Linked DNA regions of Homo sapiens: all the other regions are linked to region 2. The links are chromatin contacts, found by Hi-C or POLR2A ChIA-PET in ENCODE. All regions are on one chromosome and are shown on one strand. Each heading gives the region's core, a stretch centred on a gene start or an enhancer-like site at or near the end of the contact. The rest is flanking DNA. Distances are from core to core; before and after follow the strand shown.

Region 1 (4,167 bases), core at 652-3,151, 440 kb after region 2:
GACCATTCTGGCAGCATATGATTGGAGGTGCTGTTGCTTTTTCAAGGGTCCCCATGACTTTGACCACTCCTTCTCCCACCAGCAGGGGCGTGGTGTGTCTATATGGGTTTACCTCTGCCCTTCTATAAGTCTAGTATATCAAAGAGTTACAAGAAGCACAGTCATTATTTGAAGAAAGAATTTTAAAAGGCTAGAGCTTGTGCATGGGAAAGAGATCTCCAATTTTTGGTTTTGTTTTAGATACTACTTAAAAAATGTCTTTTTGTATTGAGGTCCTGTCATACTCAAAGATTAATTTAATCATCTGTAATTCTTTTAATAGGCCCACCTCATAACTGGATGAAAGATTTTATCCTCACAGTTTCTATAGTAATTGGTGTTGGAGGCTGCTGGTTTGCTTATACGCAGAATAAGACATCAAAAGAACATGTTGCAAAAATGATGAAAGATTTAGAGAGCTTACAAACTGCAGAGCAAAGTCTAATGGACTTACAGGAGAGGTAAGTTCAGAAAAATCATAACTCATTTATGTAGGCAAATACAATTTGTAAAAAAAGTGATATGGGCATGTGCTTAAATACTTACATTTAGGTTATTATACACATCAGGAATAGATGCATATTTGATTTCACATTTTTAGAAAAGTATACTTTTATAATTACAGATTTATTATAAATGTGTATACTTGAGAATAAATGAGTAGAAGAACAGTGGAGGTAAGTCAAATATAGTGGAATTAGATGTGTAGTTAAATTTTATTTTTAACTTGATTTAAATAATTAGGAATTTTTGAAAAGCTTTTTGCGGAAGAGTATTTCCCTGCTTTCCCTGTCATTTGAACCCAGGATAACCAAAATAGCTGTATAGTAAGTTGCCTGATATTTGTATTAACCAAACTTAAGGCTAATGAAAAATGCTATGATTTCTGATTGAAATATGTATTTAATCGCTTGACCCAGTATTCATTATTTTGTAAAAAAAAATAAAACTGGAAATTTTTGTGAGGAATTTTTATTTTTATTGTTCTATAAGGCTTGAAAAGGCACAGGAAGAAAACAGAAATGTTGCTGTAGAAAAGCAAAATTTAGAGCGCAAAATGATGGATGAAATCAATTATGCAAAGGAGGAGGCTTGTCGGCTGAGAGAGCTAAGGGAGGGAGCTGAATGTGAATTGAGTAGACGTCAGTATGCAGAACAGGAATTGGAACAGGTATTTACATTAAAAAAAAAATCACTTGTAAAGATGTTAACATTGCCACTCTGAGGAGCCAGGTCCTGTTTTTCTTCAGTTTCCTACATTTAGTTCCACTGTAGTTCCTCAGTTGATAAAAGACTCATTTGTTTATGTTGTTAGCATTGATCAAAGTTCATATAGCAAAATAACACAGTAGTAACTGAAAGATAGTTACCATCATGTTCACTCATTCATGAAATCTTACCTTGCCATCTTCACTGTCTTGAGTAAATTTAAGGTGTTTGTTTAACATCTGTAATATGTTTAAGTTTCTGACTATAATGTAGTAAGATATAAAGTATATCTAATTTTGAACTTCTCTGCAAAGGTAAAGGATCTCTATTAAACATCCATTTGAATCCTGTTAAATAGTTTTAGAACATAATCTGCTAAAAGTTCTGAAGCTCCTTTCCAATACCTGCTTCTCCTGTTCAGTTACTTAAGATAGAATATAGGCATTTAGGCATTGCACGGAGTCCTTTGGAGAAGGTGAGGTGCTGGCAGAATTTAATTATAGACAGATGCATTAGTTTCCTGTTCCTGCTGTAAAAAGAAAAAAAAAAGCCACAAACTTAGTGGTTTAAATAAACAGAAATTTATCATCGTAAAGTTCTGGAGGTCAGAGTGAGTTGAGGCGAGCCTGCAGGACTGTGTTCCCTCTGCAGGCTGTAGGGGAGGACGTGTTTCCTTGCCTTCTCCACTGGTAAAGGCCACCCACATTTCTCAGCTCATGCCCCTTCGTCTGTCTTGAAAGCCCATCATTCCAGCCTCTACTTCTGTGGTCTCATCTCCTCCTTCTGACTTTGATGCTTTCTTTACTGATAATGAAACTGAAGAACAAAATGAGGATTATAAAACTTGCTCAAAATTAGAGGTGACTCAGTTATAAAGCAGGGGCAAGAACTTAGGTGTTCTGCCTCCACTTTGTTTTATGCGCTGTTGCTGCCTTCTTAATAGAGTGCTAAATAAGAAATGCAAATTAAGTGATGAATGACATAAGGTCAACTCATGAGAATACATTACTGTTTCCTTCAAGATTGTCATTTTATGAGAATATGTCTGACTGAACACAGCCATCTTTTTTATAACTGTTAACCACTCCTTCTCTCACACCCCCAGATGTCTGTTTTTTGGAGCTCTTCCCTCTAAGGACTCTTAGATGTATTTTACAGTCATGCCTCATTCAACTAACAAACCATATCAGCACAGAATGTAGCAAAGAATCAGGGAGTTGACAAAAAAGGCCTAGTCGAAATCATACGGTATCCGAGAAGTGGGTACTATGCCCTTTGCACTCCTGTAAGAACTCCCTGCCTTTTTCCACCAAGACATCCAACTCTCGGTTTGTTCTGGTATATTTCTGTCTTTCTAAACTTTGTATATAAAAAAGAGCGAATCAGAAAACAGTAGTTTGGAATTCTTCTACAGAGATATAAACTGATGGTAGTACTTCACAGGTGCCTGCCTCACAGTGAGGGAGAAGAGACAATATAAAAAAAGGGCCCAAGAATTGTGGACATTCTAACTTGAAGCTTTGGGAGAGAGACCATGCACACCTCAGTAGACCCCGAAGTTACCAAAATGTGATGTATTGGTATTATTGGTATGAATAATCTCATTAGATCCTTGGTCAATAAAAGGCGGTTTAAAGGAAGGAAATTGGTATTTTAAAAAGAACACTGTCTGGCATGATCGTATTAATAAGAAACACAATTTTCTGAGGGCTTACTGTGTGCCAGAAGTGTATGCTACACACATTGCCAGTGGTTTGCTCATAAATTTTAATCCTCACAACACATAGGTATTATCTTCATTTACAAATGAGCTGTGTAGAGAGGCTAGATAACTTACTTGCCTTGGGTTACACAGCTATTAACTGGTAAAGGCAAGGTTTTGCGTGTCATATTCCAAAGTCTGTGTCTTCTTATACTGCTATTAAAAGCTTTGCTTGTAGAAATAAGTTTAACTGAGAAATGATGTATAATATGACATAACCCACAATTCCACGTAGTTCAAGGAATTACTGTATTTTGTCTGGAGAATAATCAACATAAATTTAGAAGTCAGGAAAATCTGGTATGTTTTTTATATAGTGTTATTTTTCCTAGAACAGAGACTTTGGGTGACTAATAGTACTGCTTTATGTTTTGTGTGATTTAAGTAGTTTTCACAAATTAATTTCTTAGAAAAAGTCTCAGGAAGCCTTTAATCAGGGCAAGTGATAATACCCCTATTATACGTGAGACAATAAGCCTTAGGAACTTACTGAAGGTTACAGAGATGAAAAATAATACAGTTGGGTCTAGAAAAGAAGTTTTCAGATGTTTAGGCTGTTTTTGTGACATCATGTTTTTACTTACTGTTGTTTTATTCCAAAGATACAAAAATCATGTAAATAATTATTACATTTTAAACAGTTATTTATTGTTTGCAAAAGCTGTTTATTACTCAATTTTTTCTGTGTTCATTCCCCTGTAAACAACAATGTGATTTAAACTAAGGGTTGGGATTTAGATCAAATGAAACATTCATGAGTAATAGCAGAGAAAACAGTTAAATAGTTGCCACTATTGGAAGGTCAGACTTTCCACAGGTTTGAGTCATTATTTGGCAATCAATCTGAACATTGTTCAGCTTCAATTTATGCTAAAAATATGTAAGTAGTTTTTATGTTAAATGTGTTTCCTTTGAGCTCTTTTAGGGGAAATACATTTATGGAAATATTAAGAAAAATCTATGATTAAAGAGAGTAACTTGAATGAATTTTGTTGAGATTCTCTGTATAATTCCTTGGAAGTGAAAATTGTATAGAAATTTTAGCTTTAAAATCTTCTGAGAAGAAGGGCTTGCGGACTTACATTTTGTGGTGTTATGCAGGTCTGCATGAACCTGAGCTTAAATTTTATCTCCCTGAGAGATTAGCAGGGACGCCA
Region 2 (4,402 bases), core at 1,535-4,034:
AAATAAATAAGTAAATAAAAGATTAGGTTCTACTAGCAGGGCCAAAAAGGCTACTCCAAAAGGCCAGCTTCCTACACCAAGAAGCCTGCTTCTCTCTCTTGGCTCTCTGTCCCCATGGTAGATTTTCTTCTTGGGCTGGCATCTTCCAGTAAGGTGGGATGTTTTCAGAACAATTCTCTTGGTTCAAAACTGCCTTTTCCTTTCTTTCTTAAGTTTATGTTGTCCTTGTGACTTAAACCATGTGTAATCTTTATAGTCCCATTAAAAAACTTCTGGCAGCTTTTATGTGTGGCTAAAACTTTATCTTTGAAAAATAGACTTTTACTTTTCTTTGCTGATTACTCTGGAACTATCCCCATTGGGCTACTATAAGCTCTGGCAGTGTTGAGGGAGCCATTTAAAATTAAAGTCATTTTTTCCTTCCTGAGCTTAATAGATACCTATTTATGCAAAGACAGAGAAAGGATCTTTGCATTTCCAGGAAATGGGGAAGATCATGAGACTGTGTAAATATGGTTTGAGGCAGAACTGTGACTAATAGAATTTTGTTCCATTCAGGAAATAAGAAAACAACATGAGGAAGGTAAAGAGCAAATTATGAATAGATTTCTGCTTAATAAGATGTCCAAAGAATTAGACAAGGAACATTAAGCCCCATAAGAAGAAGGAAGAGTAATCTGACCTGTTGAAGTTACTGGGAAATAGGCCAGGTTTATCTTTAAGCATCCAGTCTTGCCCTGTTATTGGTAATGATCTCTAATACTTTTATAGCCCTTTGAAATTTACATAGAGCTTTTCTCGCTGGTGGCGTCCTTCTTCCTACATTCTTCCCTGGCTCCTGTGGGCTTTCATCACATCTGATCTCAGAAATGCATTTGCTTAACTCATTCCTAATAAGCAGCTTCAAATCCTTTTTGTAAGAAGACAGGGTCAAATAAAAAAAAAATCATTCAACAAAGGAAAGAATGGCTGATAATGTTAAATGTGTGACCTTTCCAGAGGCATTTGTATTTTATCAGAAGATAAGTTAAACAGATGAATCTCTAATTCTATAAGTAAGGCAGTAGGAGAGATTTTTCTGGAGGGAAGGGAAAACATAACACTCGGAAGTGTCTTATTTTAGATCCCTGAAATAATTTCACATTTAGGAAGCCATTTTGCTTACTGGCAAGGTATTTCTCTTTCCAGCTCTGCATAGCTGATAGCATACACTCCTTAGATTGGTTGAATTTAATTTTGAGTCCAGATTTTCAAACCATTCAAAAATATAAAATCTCAGAATTTTAGAGATTTTGGGAATCTTACCGTTATTGTGGTGAAACCCCTTATTTTATAGATAAGAAATCGAGAACAAGAAATTCTAAATCATTCTGATTAGTCAGATCCGCAAGATCCAAATGCTTTAATAAGGAAACTGAAAATCGGAGGACTAAATGTTTAGCTGACCAAGAAAGTCTCTTGAGATATGTTGTTATTTAGACCTACAGGCAGAGCATAGTGTAGTTTTTTTGTTGTTGCTCCATAAAGGTAACAGAACTACGTCTGAGCAGTAGGAGATGTTACTACTCCAATGCCTATCAATTTGTTATTTTCATCTGTATAATCATTACCTTCTGTCCCTAGGTTAATCGGTATTTCATTATTACTTGCATTAATTTTTTTTTTTTTCTTCCCGAGACAGAGTCTTGCTCTGTCGCCCAGGCTAGAGTGCACAAGTGTGATCTCGGCTCACTGCAACCTCTGCCTCCCAGATTCAAGCAATTCTCCTGCCTCAGCCTCCTGAGTAGCTGGGATTACAGGCATGTGCCGCCATGCACAGCCAATTTTTGTATTCTTAGAGACAGGGTTTCACCATGTTGGCCAGGTTGGTCTCAAACTCTTGACCTCCTGATCCACCCGACTCGGCCTCCCAAAGTTCTGGGATTCCAGGCATGAACCACTGTGCCCAGCCCCACATTAATCTTTTATATTGTAATTATCTCATATTTATGACACTTAATAGATAGAAGAATACTAGAAAAGTCAACTGATGCTTTTTAATAATGGATTCTTCCATCACATTAGCAAATATCTCCTTTCTTACAATATGGTATTGTTGAGCTGCTGGACTTCTTGTTAGCTTTACAGCATCATAGAGTTTATTTTATTGAGATAGAGTCTTGCTCTGTCACCCAAGCTGGAGTACAGTGGCAGAATCATGGCTCACTGCAGCCCTTGACCTCCTGGGCTCAAGTGATCCTCTCACCTCAGCCTCCTGAGTAGCTGGGGGTACAGCTGTGCTACCACACTCAGCTAATTTTTTTTTTTTTTTGTATTTTTTGTAGAGATGTAGTTTTGCCATTGTGCCCAAGCTGGTGTCAAATTCCTGGGCTCCAGTGATCCTCTCAAAGTGCTGGGATTACAGGCATGAGCCACTGCGCCCAGCCCGTCATAGATTTTTGATGGAAGATCTTGAAAGATCATCTTGTCTAGCCACATCATATTTTCAAATGAGACACAGACCCAAAGGGTTATACCCCTAATTTGCAGCAGAGCTGACATGAGAGCCTGATTCCCTTAATCCAAGTCCAGGTCTCTGTCTGCCATATCACAAGACACCATTCTATCAGCTCAGAAGCCTTTGGTGGCTCCGGAAAGACATTTATTCCATATACTTCAAACCTAGGGAATATTGACTAGCATGATTTCGTCAGAATAAATTCATTCCGGAAGAGAACAGGAGACTTAGCAGTTCTTTCCCAATCTTCATGAGATCACAGGAAACAATCTTAGATGATGTGTTTGATTTTTCCTTTCAGCTGTTTTTTGTTTTGCTTGGCCTCATGAGGAAGGAAAACACTTAGCTGAATGATAAAGCCATTAAAGTCTTAATCATCTATTTGTTTAATGTTTTCCTCAGTATTTTCATTTTGTGTTTAAAATTCAGAAGCTCATTTTAAGGAGCAAAGGTTACACGCAAGATTAAGATCAAAGAATTCCTAATAATACTGACTGAGAAACCAAGATCCTAGTCTTTAGAGTAACCATTCTTTCTGAGAAAAGCTGATGACTCATGCTGATTGTAGAAGTTTGTAATATGCCATGAAAATTGAGCACTTAAAATTCAAAGATTTCCTTGGATGCATCTACTCTGAATCATCTGGAGGAAAATTGAATAAAAACAAAACCAAAACCAAAAAACCAAACCAAACAGTCAATTGTCTGGGTATTTTAGCCACATAATGGCAAACATATAGCTATTTGTAAATATCATATGACTGCCTGAATTTTTTATAATCTAGATTTCTAGTCATGAACCCAGTAAAATCTGTATTATCATCAAATAACAATTTATTTCTACACAGACTACAATTGAAAATTTAAGCCACAGATTTTGATGATTACTGGCTTAATAAATGAACATAGCTTAGTTAGATATGAAATAGCACAACTCATATAATCAAAAATTAGTTGAAGGGAAAATATCATGTAAAAGAAAGGGCTGAAGCAATCTAGCTGCAACTTTTAATCAGAAGCTAGCATACTGTCAGCATAATGAGATGTATTATATATGTAAATGCTCATTACGATAACAATTTTAAAATTTCAGTATAATGGCAGGGTCTCTAGAACACTAAGCCTTGAGCTCTACTGATTACTATTAGGAGGGAATATTCACACATCACTTTTATTTATTTATTTTTTTTGAGACGGAGTCTCGCTCTGTCTCCCAGGCTGGAGTGCAGTGGCGTGATCTCTGCTCACTGCAAGCTCCGCCTCCTGGGTTCACGCCATTCTCCTGCCTCAGCCTCCTGAGTAGCTGGGACTACAGGGGCCTGCCACCACGCCCGGCTAATTTTTTGTATTTTTAGTAGAGACAGGGTTTCACCGTGTTAGCCAGGATGGTCTCGACCTCCTGATCTTCTGATCCGCCCTCCTCGGCCTCCCAAAGTGCTGGGAGTACAGGCGTGAGCCACCACGCCCAGCCCACCCATCACTTTTAGTTTTAAGGATTCACACTCATCTGTCTGGGAGATTTGCAAAGAAATCCCCGGTGCCCTGAAAACAGGAGAAAAAAACCTACTAAAGCAGGAGATTGTACCAAATGAGAAAGGTCTGGTTTTGTCCACATTTATTCATCGGTCTGCTCATAGCTACTTAACCTTTCATCACTAGAACCTGGGGCTTTGTTTTCTTTGTTTTTTATTTGTTCACACAAGCAGTAACTACCTTTATGTACGTACTATTTGGATGATGAAAATAATTTAATGTAGCTTGGCCCAGCCTTGTTGAATGTCATCACCTCAGAGACAACCCCTGACCACTCAACCCACATATCAGACTTTACTCCATCATCAGGTTTCATTTTCTTCAAAACAACCATGGTTATCTAAACTGGTCACCTTAAAAAAAATTCAGTTAT
Region 3 (4,318 bases), core at 274-2,773, 290 kb after region 2:
CCTTAGTCATGGGACTGTGCTGTTTATCTCATAGCCCTGACTGCTGACTTAATTGCCTTTTTCAAGTGTCTCTCTTGCCTAACCCTCACCACTCAGTACTCTGCCTGGCACATACTAGGTACTCAGTAAACATTTAATAAATGAAATGCCTCCTGGAGAGCAGGAACAAGCTTGTTATTTATATTGTTCTGGTCCCCTAGCAGAATTATCTTCTCTGGTGGGCACTCAGCACTCTGGTGTGACTTCATCGCTGTGCCTTTCAGCAGGGGAAATATAATCTCCCGGTTGCCCTATAAAGAATTGCCACCTGAACACTATGCCCACAAGAAGTCTGCTGAGAAATAACTGTTGATAGATTGACTTAGCCTCAAAGACATCCTTGATTCTTTTCTAAAGTGTGCATCTGCCCTTCCACAATAAACGATATTTGTGGTTATCTTGGCCAGGCTACCTAAGAAATACTTTAGGAGAATGTAATTTGAGTATCTTCTTGGCTTGAGAAAGCAAGCAAACAAACCAATAAGCAGAATGAAACCAACAAAACCCAATAGCAAAAGGATCTTCGTGTTTAATAACCCTATCTGCAAATTTTAAACAATTTTGTGCCCCTGGGAGAAAGAATGCCTCCTTGCGTGTGAATTTCCAGGGCTTTTAATTTATAGTGACAGTACATTCAACACTTCCTTTTAAATTTGAAGGGAGGTGGCCTTAAAAATATGCTGGCAACTAGTTTGGATGAGAAAGATTCCGGTTCTTTATTTATTCAAACCAATTAGACCAGGTCTGAACAGGATTTACAACAGAGAGCAGATCTTGGGTGCACAAGAGCTTTGCTTCATTCCAGGTTGGCGAAAACAAGTCAAGTCTACATCATTGTTCTGTCAGCCGGTTCAGGATACAGCACAGAGTCGATGGGATGGGGGTGGGAAGGTGATGAGTTCAGGTAAATGTACCTAGGAGAGTCAGAGGCTAAAGTAAATTCTCTTAAATAGGCCTTTTCAGTGGCTGCTAAATCTCGCTCATTTCCCATGAATTAGCTGTGGGATATTGGGGACAACTTACTTCACATTTCTAGGTCTTAGTCTCTTCATTCGTAAAAGGGGGTAACGATAATTTTGGAGTTATAGCATGTAAATGTGTAAAACGGTTAGAGCAATGCCTGGTACACTCACACATAGCACGCGCTTTGTGAAATGTTTGGCAAGTAAATAAAACGCTAAGCTATGCTAACCGCGTCTAAACAGCCAGCCACTTGTAAGCCCCACCTATATTGAAATTACGGGGACGCTGCTGTTTTCCGATTGCAAGATTTTCCTGATCCATGCAATTACTTTCGCTGCCCTCTACGAGGCTGAAACTCGCCCTCAGGATGTGGGACGTCTGGACTCTTCTCTCCGTCCCCTTGTAGCCCCCCACTCCCCCTCGCGGTGGTACCGTGAATGAGGGAGAGGTACACGTCCCCCTTCTTCCCCGCCTCCTATCTTCGCGGCTCGCTAAAGCGTTATCAGCCGCCCCACGGTACTACCGTCCGTCTAGGAACGCCTCCGGGGCGGGGCTGGGATGCCGCGCACGCGCAGTACAGCAGCGCCGCGCCTGCGCCGTGGAGAGCCTGAGGGAGGCGGGGGATTGGTATGCGAGCGAATGTGCGAGGGGAGGGAGGCGTCCCGGCGGAGCGTGGTACTACGACCAGCGCGGGCCGGAGGGGGCGGGGGGATGCGCCGCGGCGGCGGCGGCGCGGGAGCTGGGGTTGGTGTTTGGCGGCGCCAGAGCAGCGGATCCCGGTCTCGCCGCAGCAGCAGCGCGGGTGTCGTGCACCGCCTGAAGACGCCGTACCTTTCTACCCCCCACCTTTTTTTTTTTTTTTTTTAAATAACCGGAACCAATGAACGCAGCCGGGATCAGAGCTCCGGAGGCCGCCGGTGCCGATGGGACCAGGCTGGCGCCCGGCGGGAGCCCGTGTCTGAGGCGGCGGGGGCGGCCGGAGGAGTCGCCGGCGGCGGTGGTGGCGCCTCGCGGAGCCGGCGAGCTGCAGGCGGCCGGGGCGCCGCTGCGCTTTCACCCGGCTTCTCCTCGGCGCCTTCATCCCGCCTCGACTCCTGGCCCAGCGTGGGGCTGGCTGCTGCGGCGGCGGCGCTGGGCTGCGTTGCTGGTGCTCGGGCTGCTGGTAGCCGGAGCGGCGGACGGATGCGAGCTTGTGCCCCGGCACCTCCGCGGGCGGCGGGCGACTGGCTCTGCCGCAACTGCCGCCTCCTCTCCCGCCGCGGCGGCCGGCGATAGCCCGGCGCTCATGACAGGTGAGGGGCCGGGGGGCGGCGGGCGGGGCTCGGCCGGCAGCGATGGGACCCCCAACCCGTGCAGAGGTCAGCATCTCCGCCGGACGTCCGCTATTCCGCGGCTCCGGCCAGGGCGCGATGCGGAGCCCTGCCTGCTGCTTCGTCGCGGTCCCCTGCACTCCGGACGTCTTTCCTTTTCACCCCGACACCCCGCCCTCGCCGAGCCTCTCGACGGCACTGATTCCCCTCCCTTCAGTCGGGCTCTCCGATCTTCCAAGCTGAGCAATGCGGTGGTTTCTCTTTCGTGCTGCAGAAGTGCCAGCAGGGTCTGCAGGGGACTGGGCTGATTTTTTTTTTTTTTTTTTTTTTGAGGCTGCTAGAAAAAGTCAGCAGCAGCATTGCGGTATTGAGTCTACCTCTGGTGCTGCTTTTGCAAAGGCAGCTGGCAGCGAGTCTCACCGGTTCAAAGCTCCGCTTGAGCACAGCGTCCCAGGGGAGCCTGCTAAAGGGGATTCTTTGAGAGCCATAATACCTAGTGATATTAGTGGTTCCGTGTTAGTATGCAGAAATGCCTAAGTTTACAGTGCATTTTTTGCGGGGTGGAAGGAGGCCGTTTTAAGTGGTGATGGAAAGTGTTTGGTGGTGGGAGCATCACTGGGTGACAAAGGGTGTAGAAACCTCAGCAGGTAACCAGAAATTATACCTAAAATTTGCAAAGTGCAGCATACTCGGGGCTTGCAGCTGGCAGCACAGTTCTGATAGACTGCACTAGCACCTTTTTTTTAATATATAGAACGATCTCATAATTGAAAACTTGGAAACGTGTTTTGTAAGGTTAAGTGCAGAATTGTATCCTTTTTAAAGCCTTCCGGTGTTATGTACAACTGATCAGTTGTGGTTTAAGTAAAAGTTATTATATAAGGACCCTGAAATGATTTCTTTGGGAAAAGTAATGGAGCTAAAATAATGGTTTTTTTTTTTTTTTTTAGTATTTCACTTATTTTTAAAGTAGATCTGTAGATTTCCTACAATAATTGTAAGACTAAAAAGTTTAAAGTGGCAGAAGATGACCCGTGATTAATTTAACCAAAATGATAGTCCTGCGGGCGTCTGGAAGTTACTAACAGCTTCTCTGACAAGTGCTCAGGAACTGTATTCTTTAAAGCCAAGCAGTTTCTCTGATTTCTATGATAGGATATTTACTATTCTAGAGAGAAGAAGGATGTTGGTAAACTTTAAAAGCTTTGGAGGATGTAGAGTATAGAACATAATGGTCAGCATGTTTAACTTTACCCTGAAGCATATCAAGCCCTATTAAATGGAACTTGATACATCAAACCTACCAATTGGGTAACTGGGATAAAGTGATTATAGAATAATCAGTATTAGGAGCATAGTACAGTTTGAGTGAGAAGATAGGTCAGACAGCTTTATGCTTGAATAGTATTTATTCTCCAAATAAAAATGTGGCAAGTAACAGTATAGTGAAGAATAGTGATTATTAGGAAAGTTGATAAATAAGACTATAATTTGAAGATTTAATGCCTCATGCAGGAAGGGAAGGAGCAGGAATATTTAGGCTTCTAGAAGGTATAAGTGGTTCTAGGTTTCTCGAGCAGAAAAATGTGGTTAATACATAATTGGCTAATGCTCTGTGAAAAAGTAATTGGTAAAAAGGCAAGCAATTCAGAAAATTTAGTATTTATTGACTGCTAATAAGTATATTTTATACTGTGTAGATCACATCAAGAAAATTGGTCAGATGGAATTTTAATAAGCCATTTACAATCCCTTTTAAGACTTAAATTTCTCTATACTTATTTAAGGCATGGGGGAAAAAGGTGATTCTTATTGGAAAAAAATCCGATGTATCACACAAAATGAGTTTGTGCCATAGGGCTTTAAAATAAGTTTGCTAGAAGAATACCCTGGAATTATTTCTAACGTTCTTTTACTTTCCTTTTGTCAGAATATTGATTTTTAACAAGTTAAACGTTTCCACTTAAAGTTTAAATCATAAAACTACACAATATACAAATTAAATT

The links. A loop is a pair of places that touch in the nucleus more often than their neighbours do. ChIA-PET counts read pairs that join two places held with the same protein, here RNA polymerase II (POLR2A). Pooled maps may share reads with other maps.
Region 1: a map of endothelial cell of umbilical vein shows a loop between it and region 2 (6-fold over the local background). The contact joins two enhancer-like sites. A Hi-C loop is called at or near these places in 3 of 168 maps with a recorded cell type or tissue (A673, endothelial cell of umbilical vein and heart right ventricle) and 3 of 50 pooled maps.
Region 3: a loop to region 2 is called in a map of PC-3, with 6 times the contacts of the local background. The contact joins the promoter of STIM2-AS1 here to the enhancer-like site in region 2. A Hi-C loop is called at or near these places in 3 of 168 maps with a recorded cell type or tissue (A673, PC-3 and endothelial cell of umbilical vein) and 2 of 50 pooled maps. POLR2A ChIA-PET finds 5 or more read pairs at or near these places in 5 of 52 experiments (CD4-positive, alpha-beta T cell, HCT116, HEK293 and 2 more).

Annotation. Positions count from the first base shown.
Region 1 is chr4:27,001,895-27,006,061 of GRCh38, forward strand. It overlaps STIM2 (stromal interaction molecule 2), which reads left to right. Exons shown (of 12, transcript NM_020860.4): 6 at 323-500; 7 at 1,033-1,210. Among named protein-coding and RNA genes, the nearest start is that of STIM2, 140 kb to the left of the region's middle. Within about 2 kb of position 1,902, at least 3 of the 41 ENCODE cell types and tissues checked have a DNase peak (open chromatin) inside an H3K27ac peak, as active enhancers do.
Region 2 is chr4:26,565,792-26,570,193 of GRCh38, forward strand. No RefSeq gene overlaps it. Among named protein-coding and RNA genes, the nearest start is that of TBC1D19, 16 kb to the right of the region's middle. RefSeq lists an enhancer at 2,350-3,549. Within about 2 kb of position 2,785, at least 5 of the 41 ENCODE cell types and tissues checked have a DNase peak (open chromatin) inside an H3K27ac peak, as active enhancers do; they include A673, HCT116, PC-3 and 1 more, where a contact is called at or near this core.
Region 3 is chr4:26,859,076-26,863,393 of GRCh38, forward strand. STIM2-AS1 (STIM2 antisense RNA 1) reads right to left here and starts at 1,524. Exons shown (of 2, transcript NR_134674.1): 1 at 1,435-1,524; 2 at 549-953. It overlaps STIM2 (stromal interaction molecule 2), which reads left to right and starts at 1,766. Exons shown (of 12, transcript NM_020860.4): 1 at 1,766-2,294. The coding sequence starts at 2,144. RefSeq lists an enhancer at 1,323-1,422 and silencers at 1,513-1,882, 1,893-2,462.